Regions from separate parts of the Mus musculus genome. Here region 2 is linked to region 1. A link is a contact called in ENCODE Hi-C or POLR2A ChIA-PET data. All regions are on one chromosome and are shown on one strand. Each heading gives the region's core, a stretch centred on a gene start or an enhancer-like site at or near the end of the contact. The rest is flanking DNA. Distances are from core to core; before and after follow the strand shown.

Evidence for each region. Hi-C counts contacts between places; a loop is a spot of excess contacts on that map. ChIA-PET counts read pairs that join two places held with the same protein, here RNA polymerase II (POLR2A).
Region 2: a loop to region 1 is called in a map of left cerebral cortex, with 4 times the contacts of the local background. The contact joins the promoter of Cab39 here to the enhancer-like site in region 1. A Hi-C loop is called at or near these places in 8 of 37 maps with a recorded cell type or tissue (CH12.LX, CH12F3, T-helper 1 cell and 5 more). POLR2A ChIA-PET finds 5 or more read pairs at or near these places in 3 of 5 experiments (all embryonic stem cell).

Annotation. Positions count from the first base shown.
Region 1 is chr1:85,755,549-85,762,933 of GRCm38, forward strand. No RefSeq gene overlaps it. Among named protein-coding and RNA genes, the nearest start is that of Mir8096, 7.3 kb to the left of the region's middle. Within about 2 kb of position 3,228, at least 1 of the 3 ENCODE cell types and tissues checked has a DNase peak (open chromatin) inside an H3K27ac peak, as active enhancers do.
Region 2 is chr1:85,789,100-85,796,484 of GRCm38, forward strand. Cab39 (calcium binding protein 39) reads left to right here and starts at 4,342. Exons shown (of 9, transcript NM_133781.5): 1 at 4,342-4,722.

The DNA of each region.
Region 1 (7,385 bases), core at 1,978-4,477:
AGGTCACAGTTCGCAGGTTGGGAATCACTGCAAGTCTAGCAACTGTCTAGGTCACATGCACTGAAGTAGAATTACATGCAACTCGGAGGTAGGCTGGGAGCATAAGCAGAATCCATGTGATGATATGAACACACACACACACACACACACACACACACACACACAGAGAGAGAGAGAGAGACACACACACACACACACACCTTCCTTAAGGGAATGCTGATATACCTGATCTTGTGAATGTTCCCTTCCATGAATCAAGACCACAGCACATCTACTGTAAAGAAGACATAGTTCTATAACAGCAGGTGAGAATGCAAGTATATCTGGGGCCCAGGCAGGACAGGTAACCATCTAGCTACCAAATACGAGTGAGCGGTGGGGCTGGTCTAGTTTCCTAGGACTGCTTCACCAGTACCATGTGCTAGGTAATTCAAGACCAGCAGGAACCCACTACAGCTCTGCAGGCGATCTGAGATGGAGATGTGTGTTGGGCCACACGTCTGAGAATGCTGGGAAGGACTCATCCCAGGAGACTCTCTTGGCTTCCAGGATTATTATTATTATTATTATTATCATTATTATCATCATCATTATTATCATTATTATCATCATCATTATTAAATTATTATTATTATCATTATTATTACTATTATTATTGTTATTATTATTTTCAATCTTTGGTACTCCTTGGCCTGTAGAAATGTTGTTCTGGTCTCTGCTTTTACCTCCACATAGCTTTCTCCCTTTTTGTGTGTCTATGTTCTCTACAGGGGTCCATACTATTCCAAGCTGATCTCATCTGAATAATCCTATTTCCCTGGATGGCATGCTCAGGCATAGAAATGAGGCATTTAACATAAGAATTGGGAGAGGAAAGAACTCAACTTTCAGAGAAAGATAAGATCTGGAAAGTAAGAGGGAGACTGGCTCTAGGGGCAGCCCCCAAAGGTCATTGTGGCTCTACAGAACCTCGAGAGAAGTCAGAAAGTCTGACTTTCTGTGAAACTGATTCAACAAGTTAAAAAAAAAAAGAAATTTACTGTGGTCCCCACCCACCCATCCACTGAAATGTGTTTAATATAAGCAGCCAACTTATTACCCATTGAAGACTCTCCCAAAAGAGGCCATTTTTGGCTTGACCTAATTTCCAAAGCCAGGTTGGACAACCACAGGGTTGTGGTGGAAGGAGGGTGAAGTCAGTTGGGAAGGGAAGCCCTAGCCAGCGTTTCAGTGAACTGCTTCTATGTACGTAGGAGACTGGGCACCAGGGCCGGGGAGGGACAAGAGTGCACATAGAGGCAGACTAGTTTCTCACAAGGCTCTGCTTCCCTCATACCTTCTTGGGAGGACTTCCTGGGTCCCACTGACCATGCTCAGCTGCACTTCATTTTCCAGAAACTTCTAGCACTATTGCCAATGAGGGATCCAGTGGCCACCTGTGGCATTTATTAGTATCAGTTATTGTTCTTACCTCTGTGACAAAATGCCTGCTAAAGCAACTTAAAGAAGGAAGGATGGGGACTGGGGACATGGCTCAGCAATTAAGAATACTTGCTACTCTTAAAAGGTCCAGGTTCGGTTCCCAGCAACCACACAGTGGCTAATGCGCTCCTGTGGCCCTTGTTAGTACTGCACACACATGACGCACATACATACACATAGGCAAATCCTCATTCACATAATATAAATAAAAATAATAAAACACTGGGCGGTGGTGGCACACGCCTTTAATCCCAGCACTTGGGAGGCAGAGGCAGGTGGTCTCGTCACATTTGTGGTCAGGAATCTGAGAGCATTGGATCCTGGTGCTCCAATGGCTTTTTCCTTTCCCTCTTTTCAGTGCAAGACCCCAGTGTCCACATTCAAGGCTCCTCATCAAACCTGGCTAGGGATTCCTTACAGGCATGCCTCCTTGGAGGCTCCAGTCAGGTTCACTTATGAGGGTGAACCACCACTATATTGGTGTTAGTTATCTGGGGAGGAGGAGGGAAGGAGCACCTGAAACTGGAGGAGGGTGAAAAGACGTGGGGCCACTCTGAGTATTTATCTTGATCTGTCTCTGCCACTGTCACAGAACACTTGAGCCTGGGTCAATGTGTACTCATGATTGCCAGGCTAGAAATCTCAAGAGAATGTCCCTGGCACTGCCTTCTTCATTTCTGGCAAAGGCTTGGTGCTTCAACTCATGGTAGACAGTGAAAGGGCAAGTGGTCACACACGGACGAGGCTACACACCAAGGACACTGCTGCTTCACACCAAGTAGCTCTTGTGGTAACTGATCTTCTGAGAGAACTCCTTCCAGGGCTGTAATCCTCCTTGATGACCCAATCGTCTCCTGAAGGTTCCACTTTTGGGACCAAGCCTGAGTGTAAGTTTTCCTGGGGACAAACCATATCTAAACCACAGCAACAATTTGGGAGGTGGAACCAGGCCATGACTGTCTGATGTGGGGACAGATATTCCATATCCCCATTACTCATCCTCATGACTGCCAGCAACCCCGGGCAGGGACACCCCTTTCCCACCTACTCACAAGTACACACACGGGTGTTCCTCACCCACTCAAACCAGCTTCTGCATCTCAATGGTATCTGAGAGCTTCTAAGCAACTTGTAAGGCCCAGTGACAGAAAGAGCCTGGCAGATTTGGTGTTGGGCTCAAGCAGAACAGGTTTCAGGCAGAGTTGTGAAAGGTCTAGCCCAAGGAAAGTGGGTGAAGGCAAGCTTTGCGGTTAGCGCTTCCCACTGTCCCTGGAAGCTGAGCTTGCCCCTCATAGCATCTGCCCATCACACCTGAAAAAGAGAAAGAGGAAGTAGAAGACCGAGTGTCAGGAATGAGAGGGGAAGGGCAGAGGCTCTTCTTCCCTCTTGCGAGACACTGCAGGGCTGCCCCCCACCCCCTCCCCTCAGATGGAATCCCACATCCCTGCTGGGAGCTGCCTGCCCCCGCCAGCCAGTCCCGGGTAGCCTGCTCTGCCTGGGCAAAGCACACCGTGCCTGCATGAACTTGCTATTTCTGAAACCAGAGGAGGCAAAGGGAGTGTGGGGGAGTCTTCCACCCAGCCTGGGCCAGCTGGTTGGGCTAATTATAAAGTTTTCACAGCCCAAACAAAGCCCATTAAGCTCCTCTATTCTGGAAAATGCGTGCGGATCAGTGGGTACCTTCTTTCATGGCGTCCTCCACCTCGGTCCCCTCAAAGTGCTCCCTCTCTGTCTAATCTGTCTCCCTTTCACCTTCCTCTCTCCTCTAGCTGCCACCTCACAAAGATCCCTGGTTTGGAAGTCACAGTGAAGTCCTGTGTCCCTAGCCCTGGCACAGTGCTAGAACCAAAATAAGCCCCAGTGAGTCGCATGGAATGAATGAATGAGCACTTTAATACGCAGTGCGCCATGAAAATACTCCTGGAGGGTAAGGCTAAAGTTAGCAAGTACTGTAAGGTCAAAAGAGTCCAGGCTTTAAATCACCCAAGAAGTCTATCAATAGACTGACAGACTCTGAGTAAGTCTGGCCCCACCCCCACCCTTCTGAGGGGCCCCTGTCCGAGCTCTCTCTCTCTCTCTCTCTCTCTCTCTCTCTCTCTCTCTCTCTCTCTCTCTCTCTCTCTCTCTCCCTCTGTGTGTGTGTGCCTCAGATTCAGTACTACAAGTGTTTGCTCAGGCAGTCTTGAAGTTCATGCTTTATGTTCCCTAAAGAATCCACACCTAGAACTCTTCTTTTTAAACACTAATTTTTATTTTATCTTCCTTTTATTGAAAATAGATTCTTCTCTTAGATAATACATCCAGATGATGAGCACACCTCCCCCTACTTCTCAAAGTTCCTCCCTATCTCCCCCCCTTTCTGTTTCTCATTAGAAAAGAGCAGGCTTCTGAGAGATAATATTAACATATAATAAGATGAAGAAAGAACTACCCTATCCAAATTGGACAGAACCAACAGAAGAAAAAGAGCCGCCCAGGAGAAGGCCCAAGAATCAGAGATCTAGCCAGGCGTGGTGCTGAGATAGTGGTACTGTTATACAGAGAACCCTGTCATGATAAACCAGCAAGCAAGAGAGAGAGAGAGAGAGAGAGAGAGAGAAAGAGGGGAGGGGAGAGGAGAGGAGAGGAGAGGAGAGGAGAGGAGAGGAGAGGAGAGAAGAGAAGAGAAGAGAAGAGAAGAGAAGAGAAGAGAAGAGAAGAGAAGAGAAGAGAAGAGAAGAGAAGAGAAGAGAAGAGAAGAGAAGAAGAGAAGAAGAAGAGAATCAGAAACCCACTTGTTTCTACACCCCTAAGGTCTCTGTGAGTTCATATGAGCTTTGCTCTTGTTGGTGCAGAGGCCTTGCTTTCCTGGTGTCCTCCATCCCTCCTGGCTCTTACACTCTTTCTGTATCCTCTTCCATGGGGTTCCCTGACCACTGAGGGGAGGGAGTTGACAGAGATATCCCATTTCCAGCTGAGCATTCCAAGGCCTCTCACTCTCTAAATAAGGCCTGGCTCTGAGTCTCTGTGTTTGTTTCCATCTTCTGCAAAAGGAAGAAGCTTCTCTGATGATGGCTGAGCAAGGCACAGATTTATGAATATATATATATGATATGTACTTATAAATATATATGCATATTCATATATATTTATATTTTCATATATTTGAATATCATTAGGAGTCAATTTGTCACTACATTTTTGCTGTTCTTGTAGTTTTAGACCAGTGGCATTTGGTTTTTATTTTATCTTAGGTCCCTGGGATATCTAGCCTCTGGTCTTGGTCACTCCAAGTTTCAGGTATGGCTTCATCTCCTGGAGAGGACCTTAAGACAACTCAGACACTGGTTGGTCACTCCCACAAGCTTTGTGCCACCATTGCCCTAGCACATTTTGTAGACAGAACACTATTGTAGATCAAAGGGTTTGTAGCTGGCTTGGTGTTTACAATTCTCTTTTAGTGGCACGCAGAGTACCTTCCTATACCAAAGATGCTAGAAGGTCGGGGTGAAGGCTCTAAGTATGTGGGAAGCCACATGTGCCGTTGCAGAGTGGCGCTGACAACTGCTGGCCACCACGCATAAGTTTGGACAAACAACCAATGTGTACATATGCAGTAAAGTTTTTTGCAAAGACACTGCCTGGCCCGGGCATGATAATGAGGCTTTGAGAGTATAACCAATAAGACGTGAGACATGCAAATGAGGTATGATAATGAGGCTCTGTGAGGTACAGAGAGTAGCCAATCAGATGAGAAACATGCAAATGAGGCTTAGTGCATAACCAATCCGGGTGTGAGACATGCCTCTCCTAAGCCTATATAAGCAGCACCAGTTCTGGGCTCGGGGTCTCTTCGCCTCTGCAATCAAGCTCTCCCAATAAATGTGTGCAGACAGATCCTGTTGCAGCGTCATTCTTGCTGGTCGAGTCCAGCGCACTCAAGATATGTAGGCACCAGCTTGACTTCTCCATGTTCAAGAGTTGTATGGGTGCTGTCATCAGCAATGGAGCCTCGCTGTCAGTTTGTGGAAAGCAACCTGTACTCTTGATAACAACCTGGGTTGTTTTGGGCTTCCCATGAGACCCCTTTGACCAACAACTCAATTCGTAACTAAAGGTACTGGAAGCTTTGTTTGTTGACAAGAGATGGCCAGTTGGAAAGCTGTCTCCCCAATTGTTTGCTGATTTCACTTAGAAAGCTTTGTGTATATATTTTAGGAAGTTTCTGCTGTATTAGGCTTCCATGCTACCCCTCAAATGGCCCTGAATTTTAGCTGTCTCTCCATATCTTCTAGTTCCAGCCCTCCCCCATTCATCCACCCATAACTATCTATTCTGTATTCTTTTTATAACAAGAGGTATCTGTCCCCTCTAGTCCTTTACACTATACTTATGACCCTCCGTGGTTCTACAAATTATAGCTTAGATATCATTGACTTAGCAGCTAATATCCACATGTAATCAAATATCTACCATATTTGTCTTTCTGAGTCTGGGCTACCTTACTCAGGATTTTTTTTTTTTTTTACATATAGTTCCATCCATTTACCTGTAAATTTCATGATGTCTTTTTTTTTAAAGCTAAGTAGTGTTCCAGTGTGTAAAAGTACATTTTTAAAATCCATTCTTTGTTGAGTGACATCTAAGTTCTTTCCAATTATTATCAACAGAGAAGCAATGAACACAAGCAAGCAAGCGTCTTTGTGGTAGGATGAAGCATCTTTTGGGTATTTGCCCAAGAGCGGTATAGCTGGATCTTGAGGTAGAGCAATGCTCAGCTTCCTGGGGAAACGCCATGCTGATTTCCATAGTGGCTGTACCAGTTTGCACTCCCACCAGCAATGCATGAGCTGTCGCTTGTTCTGCTGATCTTAGCCATTCTGACACACATCAGCAGATCTTTAGAGACTTGACATTGACATCCTCCTTCAGGGACTGCCCCTCTGTTTCCATGTTGGCTGGGGCAGGGTAAAGCAGGGCCTCAGATAATCTAAAAATTAAAACCAGAGGCAGAGAGGGGATCCCCCAAGGTGGAAAATAGAAAATGGGGCTTTTATTAGGTGGCTGGAATGCTTCAGTGTTGGAAGAGCAAAAGAGTATGAAGAGCTATAAAACTGTACATGAAAAGATCTCTTTGGTCCATGCAAAAGAGGGAATGGGAGTACCCAGGCTAAAGCCCTGAAGGACCAACCAGAGCCAAGCGAGGTAGCACAAGCTTATGGGCTAGCAACTTGGGAAGTAGAGGCAGGAAGATCAGAAGCTTAAGGTTGTTTTCAGATACGTAGCAACTTGGAGCCAGCCTGGAGATCCCATCTTTAAAATAATAAACAAAACACCAGCATTAGTGATGGGGTACTCTTTGCTTTTCCTTTCCGGTTTAATCAATTTCCCTGCCTTCTTATTTGCAGAAGAAAAGAAAAAATGAAAACTAGGGTGTATCAAATGCTCCCTATTTTTGCTCAGTACCCTGTCCATCAGTGTTGGCTGTCTTCTCTCTCTAGCTGTATTTAAGGATTTCAAGAGTGAGCTGTAGACACTGGGACACGTCAGCGCCAAATATTCCGGCTGCCTCTCCTAAGAATCGTGCACTTCTACATAACCACAAAGCCACAGAGTCGGTGGTGGATATTTGAATTAAAAAAACAAAAAAACAAAACTTTCTAAGTAGTATTTCTTCTAAATAAAGACACTTTGCATGACTAAAAAAATAAAGGAGGGTCAGGGATTGGAGCTAAACCACACTAACCCAAACCCAGATCTTCTCTGAAAAACTTCTAAACTGGGTTCTCCTCGGAAGAAAACAAATGACTCTTCAGCTCTGCCTAGCATCTCCCAAGGAAGCTTCTAGAACAATTCATATTAAACAGCAAGCCCCCCAGGCACATACTTAGGCGTCCCACAATGGTGTTATGAGAGTTTTTCCA
Region 2 (7,385 bases), core at 3,092-5,591, 35 kb after region 1:
GTACCTGCCACCAGCTGGAAGATCTGAGCTCCACCAGGACTACTGTAATGGCAGGAGAGAACTGACCAATGAAAATTGTCCTCTGACCACTACCACATGTACACTACAGAAAGCATATGCTATAGTGACCTCCTCCTTCCTTAGAAACCCCAGGGAACCACCTGTGGGGAGTCTGCCATGTTCAAGCCTCATCTGTCTTCTAGAATCTTCTTAGGAAGTTGGTTCTCTTCAGCTACAATCCACTTTTCTCTGTGCTTCATGGTTTCACTGTTTCTAGCTTGACTTCTTGAAGTCACATCTGAGGTTCTCTGACTCCGGACTGCTTCTTCATTCCTTTTTTTTGTTTGTTTGTTTTTTGGTTTTCTCTGTGTAGCTCTGGCTGTCCTGGAACTCAATCTGTAGACCAGGCTGGCCTTGAACTCAGAAATCTGCCTGCCCCTGCTTCCCAAGTGCTGGGATTAAAGGCGCGAGCGCCACCACCCCCTGGCTACTGCTTCTTCACTCCCTATGTTCTCCAGGAAGCTGTTGCAGTTCCCAGCAGGTTCTCCTCAGGCCTCCTGCCTCTTACCCTTCTTTAGATTGCTGATTAGTCTTGCTTTCCTGGATTTCCTCCCGGCTTCTGATTGCTCCCAGATAATGCCCATCTAAGTAAATAGCTCTACCATCCAAACAGTTTCCCAGATCAAAGCCAGTTCTCTTCCCGGAGTCTTCCTTCTCTCTTATCTCCATTACATAGTTCCCTCTACAAATATCAATCAGATTCACGTTGACTCTGGAGGAGGTGCACTGTGGCCGACCCTAGCTCAGACCCTATTACCTCTTGCCTGACTTGAGAGTAGCCTCTTGCTGGTCTCACTGTCTGTATCCTGGCCCTCCTGTGGTTCCATGTATGTCTGATTAGAGAGGTGTTCTGCATTCCGAAGTACACATCTGAATGCGGTGTTGGACGACAGCTCTGTGGCACGGTGCTTGTCCAGCAGGGACAATGCTTTGGGTTTGGATTTCACCCTGAGCTCTGCACTGGGGGTGAGGGTGGGGGTGGAGTGACAAACAACAAAAACCAAACACTTGTGCACGCAGCATTCAATGACAAAGTTTCAATGTGTACCTACCCACCCTCCCAGAGCATCCATGCTGAAGTCCAGGCTCCTTAGCACTGGAGGACATAGGTTTTCAATGATTACAGCTTTGCTTATCTTTCCAATTTTATCTATTCCCTTCCTCCCTACCCCCAAGTCGCTTCACATACAGAAGTCCTTGCACATAGGCCGGTCCTCTAACTCACCATGCTTTTTGTGCTTCTTTCATGTTTCTCCTTAAACATGAACCCCATTATTCAACGTCCTAGGTCTCTTACAGGCTTCCTGCCTCCCTCTCCTGTAATTGCCCATTCGTGCCTGTGTCTTTCCTGGACGCTGAGGGGAGCTACCTATCAGCCAGTGCTTCGCTGCCATAATTCGAGGTCCTAGTTTACTCTCAAGAAGCACCTGCCAAATAAACAAATTTCTAATGAGATTTGGAGCAGGTTTGGTGAGTCTGAGGGTGTGGACTGGTGGGTGGATGGGAAGGGAGGCAAACAGGAGTGCTGGAGAGTTCAAACTTCAAGAGCAGAGCCATGGTGGAAACTGCAGTGTCCAGGGTGGGGCTAGCCTAGTGGCTGCTGACGTACAGTGGATGTGAAGGTCATTGGGATAGCACAGTAAAGGGACCGTATCCAATAGGGTGAGCTGCAATGATACAGCCAGGTGAATGAAGGCACTGGGTGGGGTGGGAGGGAAGCCATGAGTCAGGCTCCAAAGTCCTTTCCTAGAGGGTCTAATTAAGGGAGGGAAGTGCCTCCATCCGGTGGCCCAGCATCAGCAAGGAAGAGGAAGAGACGGCATGATGGGAGATTTACACAGGACCAGCACAGGCTCTAGGGAGACAATAACAGCAACAGCCCAGGCAAGCACAGAACCCAGTGTTCTGTGGCCACCACACAGGAAAACAAAGGCCCCCTGAGAATGTTTCAAAATGAAGATGCAGAACTTTCCAGAAAGTGGCATGGCCCGAGAAATAGTTTAGTAGAAACAGCTTTCCAGAGCCCTCCCGTCCCCAATAGAAGAATATGGAAAATAGCCCGATTCTGTAAGAGGCCATCAAAAGCTGTCTGGCATCTTCTCTCTGTAACTGTGGGTAGAAGGTAGGTGCAGCCTTTGGCCCTTTGCAAGGGAAATTTCACCAGTCTGGCTAGTTTCCCTAGAAGTGTTCAACATGTCCAAGATGAACTATGCTTGGTTGAATGGATTTTAAGTGTTAATATGCTAATGGTTTTGTTTGCTTGTTTCTTGACACCACATATCTGTCTGGTCACTGCATATCACCGAGAATGACCTTGAATTCTTCATTTTCCCCCCACCACTCCCAAGGGCTAGGGTTATAGGTGTGCACTACTACTATACCTGACTGACACATGCTTGAGCACACAGACACATACATATACGAACAAGATCACACAAATTAAAGGGGGTGGTGTGTTGAGACAAGATCTTGCCATGTGGCGCTAGAAACCTGGAACTCACTACTTAGATCAGGTTGGCTTCAAATTTACAGTCTTTGCTTTGCTAGAACTAGGATTATAGTGTAACAGGTTTCCAGACCTTAGCACAACAGATGCCATGATGAAAGTACCATTCAGGTCCTGAGACCCAGGATAGAGGCAGCAATACCTGCCAAAAACAAGAGAGAACAAAGACCTAATCCATCAAAGTCCATAGTTCCGGGAAAGTCCATAAAGGAACTAATCTTGCTTTTTGGCTTTTGTAGTTCTGCAACTAGACTGGATGACTGTTCTTGCTAACCGAGGTGTGACAAGCCAGGATATGGTTTTGTGTGTGTGTGTGTACTTAAAAAGGGGGGCGGGGAGAGCCATTGAGTTGTAAAATAAATAAATAAATAAACAAACAAACTCACCTGAGAAAGGCTCAGGACTATACTTGAACCCCAAACACCCAGAGTAGTCACTGGCTGGTAATAGAGACTTTCTATCGGCTTGAGCCCATGTCTGAGTGATCTTCTCTATTGTTATGGATACTTCATACGTGTTATCTTCTCTATCTCCCTCATCTTTGTCTCAGCTTTCTTTGTGTGCATACAAACTACCCACGACTGAATCCAGAATCTACCATAATTATAGTATAGCCTGAGCTATACCCCCGAGCCCTACTATAGGGTGTCAGCAACCCCCGTCTACTGTATTTGTGGAATTCCTCCGGCCCTTCACTCTGATCTTCATATCGCAGTAACAGTGATTACGACTTTTTTTTTTTGAGACAGGGTTTCTCTGTGTAGCCTTGGCTGTCCTGGAACTCACTGTGTAGACCAGGCTGGCCTCAAACTCAGAAATTCGCCTGCCTCTGATCACGACCTTTTTAAAACGCCAAAGCCTGGCCCTTTCCTGCTCCAAATCCTATGGATAGCTTGCTTCTCTCAAGTATTGAAGTTCTCACAGGAGGCTCACATCGCCTTGCTTCCTTCAGGAAACCACTTCCTTAGCACACTGTAGCTGTCCAAAATCCTGTCCCATTGTTAAGCATATAGCAAAGGAGCACACATGTAGCATTTTTGAGTTCCAGACTCTGTCATTAGATCTCTGTAATGCATTATTTTATTCCTCTGGGTGTGTGTTCATGGCACTTGTTTCTCTCTCTCTCTCTCTCTCTCTCTCTCTCTCTCTCTCTCTCTCTCTCTCTCTCTCTCTCTCTCTCTCTCTCTCTCTCTCTCTCTCTCTCTCTCTCTCTTTCTTTCTTTCTTTCTTCATGGAACTTGCTTCCCTATCTATCTATAGGCAGAGTTTTTCACACAGCCCGGGCTGACCTAAACCTGTGAAGTCTAGGATGACCTTGAACTCCTAATTCTCTTGAGTTCACCTCCCAGTGTTGGGATTACAGGCATGCACCACTAAAATCCACTTTGGAAAAAGTAGGATATGTACCCTTGTTGGATCTTGTTTCTTTGGAATATTTCATCACTTTTTTTCCCCTGTCAGGAGATGCCAAAGTGAAGTTACAGGTTCTGCCCAAGCATGAAAGAACCCATTTGAACAGTTTTGAGCCCTCCGCAGATGTAAAGTTTTAAGACTTGAGGAAGTGGACTGTGTTCCTCCAGGAACTAGCAAGTAAGGGGCGCATAGACGACGACTCCAGCTCCCCTTCTGCTTTTTCTCAGTGCCCCCAGCTCTTCAACTTGCCGGCGACTCAGGCGTCCCGAGTCCGCCCGGCCGTCCGGGGGCGCCCGAGTACGCAGAGGGCGTTGCGGCGCCGCCCGACGTCCCGCCTTCGGCGGCTGCGCAGTGCGCACGTCAAAGCCGGGCTCAGGCCGGAGCTGGGCGCGGGGCGCCAGGAGCCGCGCGGCCTGAGAGAGTCTGGGGCTTCAGTAGCCGCGCGAAGGCTGAGACAACCTCAGAGGCGAAGGCAGTGCGGGACCTCACGGCCACAGCCGCAGCCCTACCGAGCGCAGCACCGCGGCGGCCACAGCAGGAACCCCTGGGCCACCGTCCGCCCGCGCAGCCGCCGCCGCCGCCGCGGGAGCCCGTCGCCCGGAGCAGCTGCGGGCGGAGGACAACGGAGGGCCGGAGCGTCCGAGCCGCGCCGCGGGGACCGAGCGAGCAGCCCGAGGCGGCGGCGGCCGAGGACGGGGACGGAGACGAAGCAGAGAGGGAGCTCCCTGGCCCGGCCCAGCCCGGTGAGTGATCCCCCGGCCCGGCCCTGCTCGCGACGCGGACGCCCGCCGGCTTCCGCCCGACCCGCCTCCATTTTCCCGGGTGGCGGCGGCGGGAGCGGCCCGGAGCAGCCGGAGCTCCGGGCGCCGCCCTTGTCCTCGCCCGTACTAGGCTCCGGGGGCCTGCCGGCCGGGGCTACAACTAACCGGGGTAGAGCTGGCCCGGCCAGCTGTCACTCCCGCCGCTCCGGGGACTCCGAGCACCTAGCCCTGGGCTCCGCGTAGCCTCACTGTTAGCGGGACGCTGACACTATCTTTGTAGGGGACCTTTCAGGAAAATGCCTAACTGATTTCTGGCTAGGAATTGTGCGTTCGGCGCGTTCCCGGGTTCGGTTGGAGCAATCCAAAACGCCGACTGCGTGCCGGTGCCGGAGCGACTCCGAGGTGAACCCGGCCGGGAGGTGCCCTCCCCTGGGGAGCTTTAACGCGGTGATGTGAGAGATAAGACGAGTACACAAATAGCTAAGATACCAGGCAGGAGGGGGATAGATAAGTTCCGTTTAGGAACTACCAATTGCTAGAAAGGTGCTCCGGGGTGACTGGACCTGTCGATCGTTTCCGCCTTCCCACGAACCTGGGAGGCTTCCTGGGCGAGGCGGTGCTAAACCGGGTCTAGAAGACTCGATTGGATTCGGGAGAAGGGGGTTGCAGTGGAGAAGGGCGTGGAGGGGCAACAAAGCTGGAGGACAAAGGTACAAAGAGCATGCGAATGTTGCCAATTCCATCACCGGGTGCCGTGATAGGTGGGGTAGACTAAAGAGGCATTTGGAGTCAGATCTTTGAATGCTGTAGAGGAGCTGTTTGAACGACCTTCCACGGAAAACTTAGAACTCATTTTTCAGTGACTCATGAGGCCGGAAATGTATGCTAGGGCATATTAAAGGCGCTCTTGAGAAAGACAGGCGAGCAGAGAAGGCCACAGTCAGGACTTAGCATTGTTTCCTAAATATAATGCAGTTTGAGGTCGATTTTGACAGCTTCCGGGATATTTAAGTAAATCTATGTCCAAGCCAAGGAAAATACCTTTTGTAGAAAGTGTCACTAGATGCGTGCTTATCTGAAGTAATTAAAAGAGGTGCCTAAATTAACCTTCTCTACACACAAGGCATTTGCGTTGGTGAGTTCTCTAAAATTGCATCAGAACTTCTGGATCCCTGTGTTGGAATTGAACATTAAACTGTAGATTTATAAAAAAAAAAATAGTAATAAGAACTGAACTGTTAACAGTCTAGACAGACAGTTGGACACACACCATTTTTCTGGAAAAGTAAAAAATTTCTTGTTAATTTTTAGTTATGAAAATATTGGAGAGCCAGAAGTGAAAGTTTTTAAGCTCTATTTTACAGGTTTAAAAAAATTAGCAAGTAATTAGTAACTACTAAATGCTTACAATATATGATTTGTAAGAATTGCCTTAGAACTTACTATTGGTTTTGTAAGTGCTTATATGTACAAGGAAATCATACTTTTTTTCAGTCTTACATTTTTCTTTATCAAAGTAAGATCTAGCTGCTGCTGCTGCTGCTGCTGGTGGTGGTGGTGGTGAACGCTTTTAGCCTCTGCACTTTGGAGACGGAGGAGGGCCAGGCCAGGCCAGGCCAGCCGGCTAGATCACAGTAAGAGACTTTGTCTTTTTATTCTAATTTTTGTTTCTTAAAGTAAGACATACTCTTTGAAACATGGAAGCAGTAGTCCATCTCTCCTTTCTCCCCCACCCCATCCCCATCTTTTGAAACAGTGTAGCTCAGGTCTTCCAACCTGTCATCCTCCTGCATTGGGTTTCTAAGTGCTAGAATTACAAAATAGACTGGGAATTTTTTTTCTTTAAGTTTTCTTAATCTTATCACTTAGATTTTGTTTCTGTAAACATTTTTGCATATTTCCTTTCTGATCTTTTTCTGTGTATATTTTCCTAAAAATATATTAAGTACATTTATTTATATATTTGTTTATTTATTGGCATTTTGAAACAACCTCTTACTCTGGCCCAAGTTGTCCTGGAATTTGCTGTGGAGGCCAAGCTAGCTTTAAAATTCCAGATAGTTCTCCCGACTCAGCCTCCTAAGGGCTGGGCATGAACCAATAGAACCAGTCTGAAAGTTTTCTTAAATGTTTTATTAGGCTTTTACCTGTCAAGGTTGCATTGTTCCCTTAAGGCTTCTTGTTAGAAGTCTGTTTATTAGCTTCTCATCAAGGTTTGGTCCTGACTGCTGCTTATTGAATGTATTTTGGTTGGTAGAATACATTTATGTGATCGCCAGGAGTGGAGACGGGCACACAGACCTCTGCTATGTGAGCAGGAGTACTTTTAGTAGGCCACTGAGGGGCTGGAGAGGTTAAGAGTGTGACCTGCTCTTGCAGAGGACCTGAGTTCTGCTGTTGTTGGGTTCCCAGCATCCAGTTTGGTTCACAACTTCCTGTACAGCCCCGGCTCTATACACTCCTGTCCTCCACTGACACCTGAACTCATGTTCCCATACCCACATGTGTACACAATTTAAAAAGAAAATTAAAGAAGGACATGATAAAAAGAATATATTCATGGCCAATATAATCTGTTGTGGCCCCACCTACCCTTTGTTCTACTACTAAAAAATAGTCTATACTAGGGCTGACTACAGAGCTAA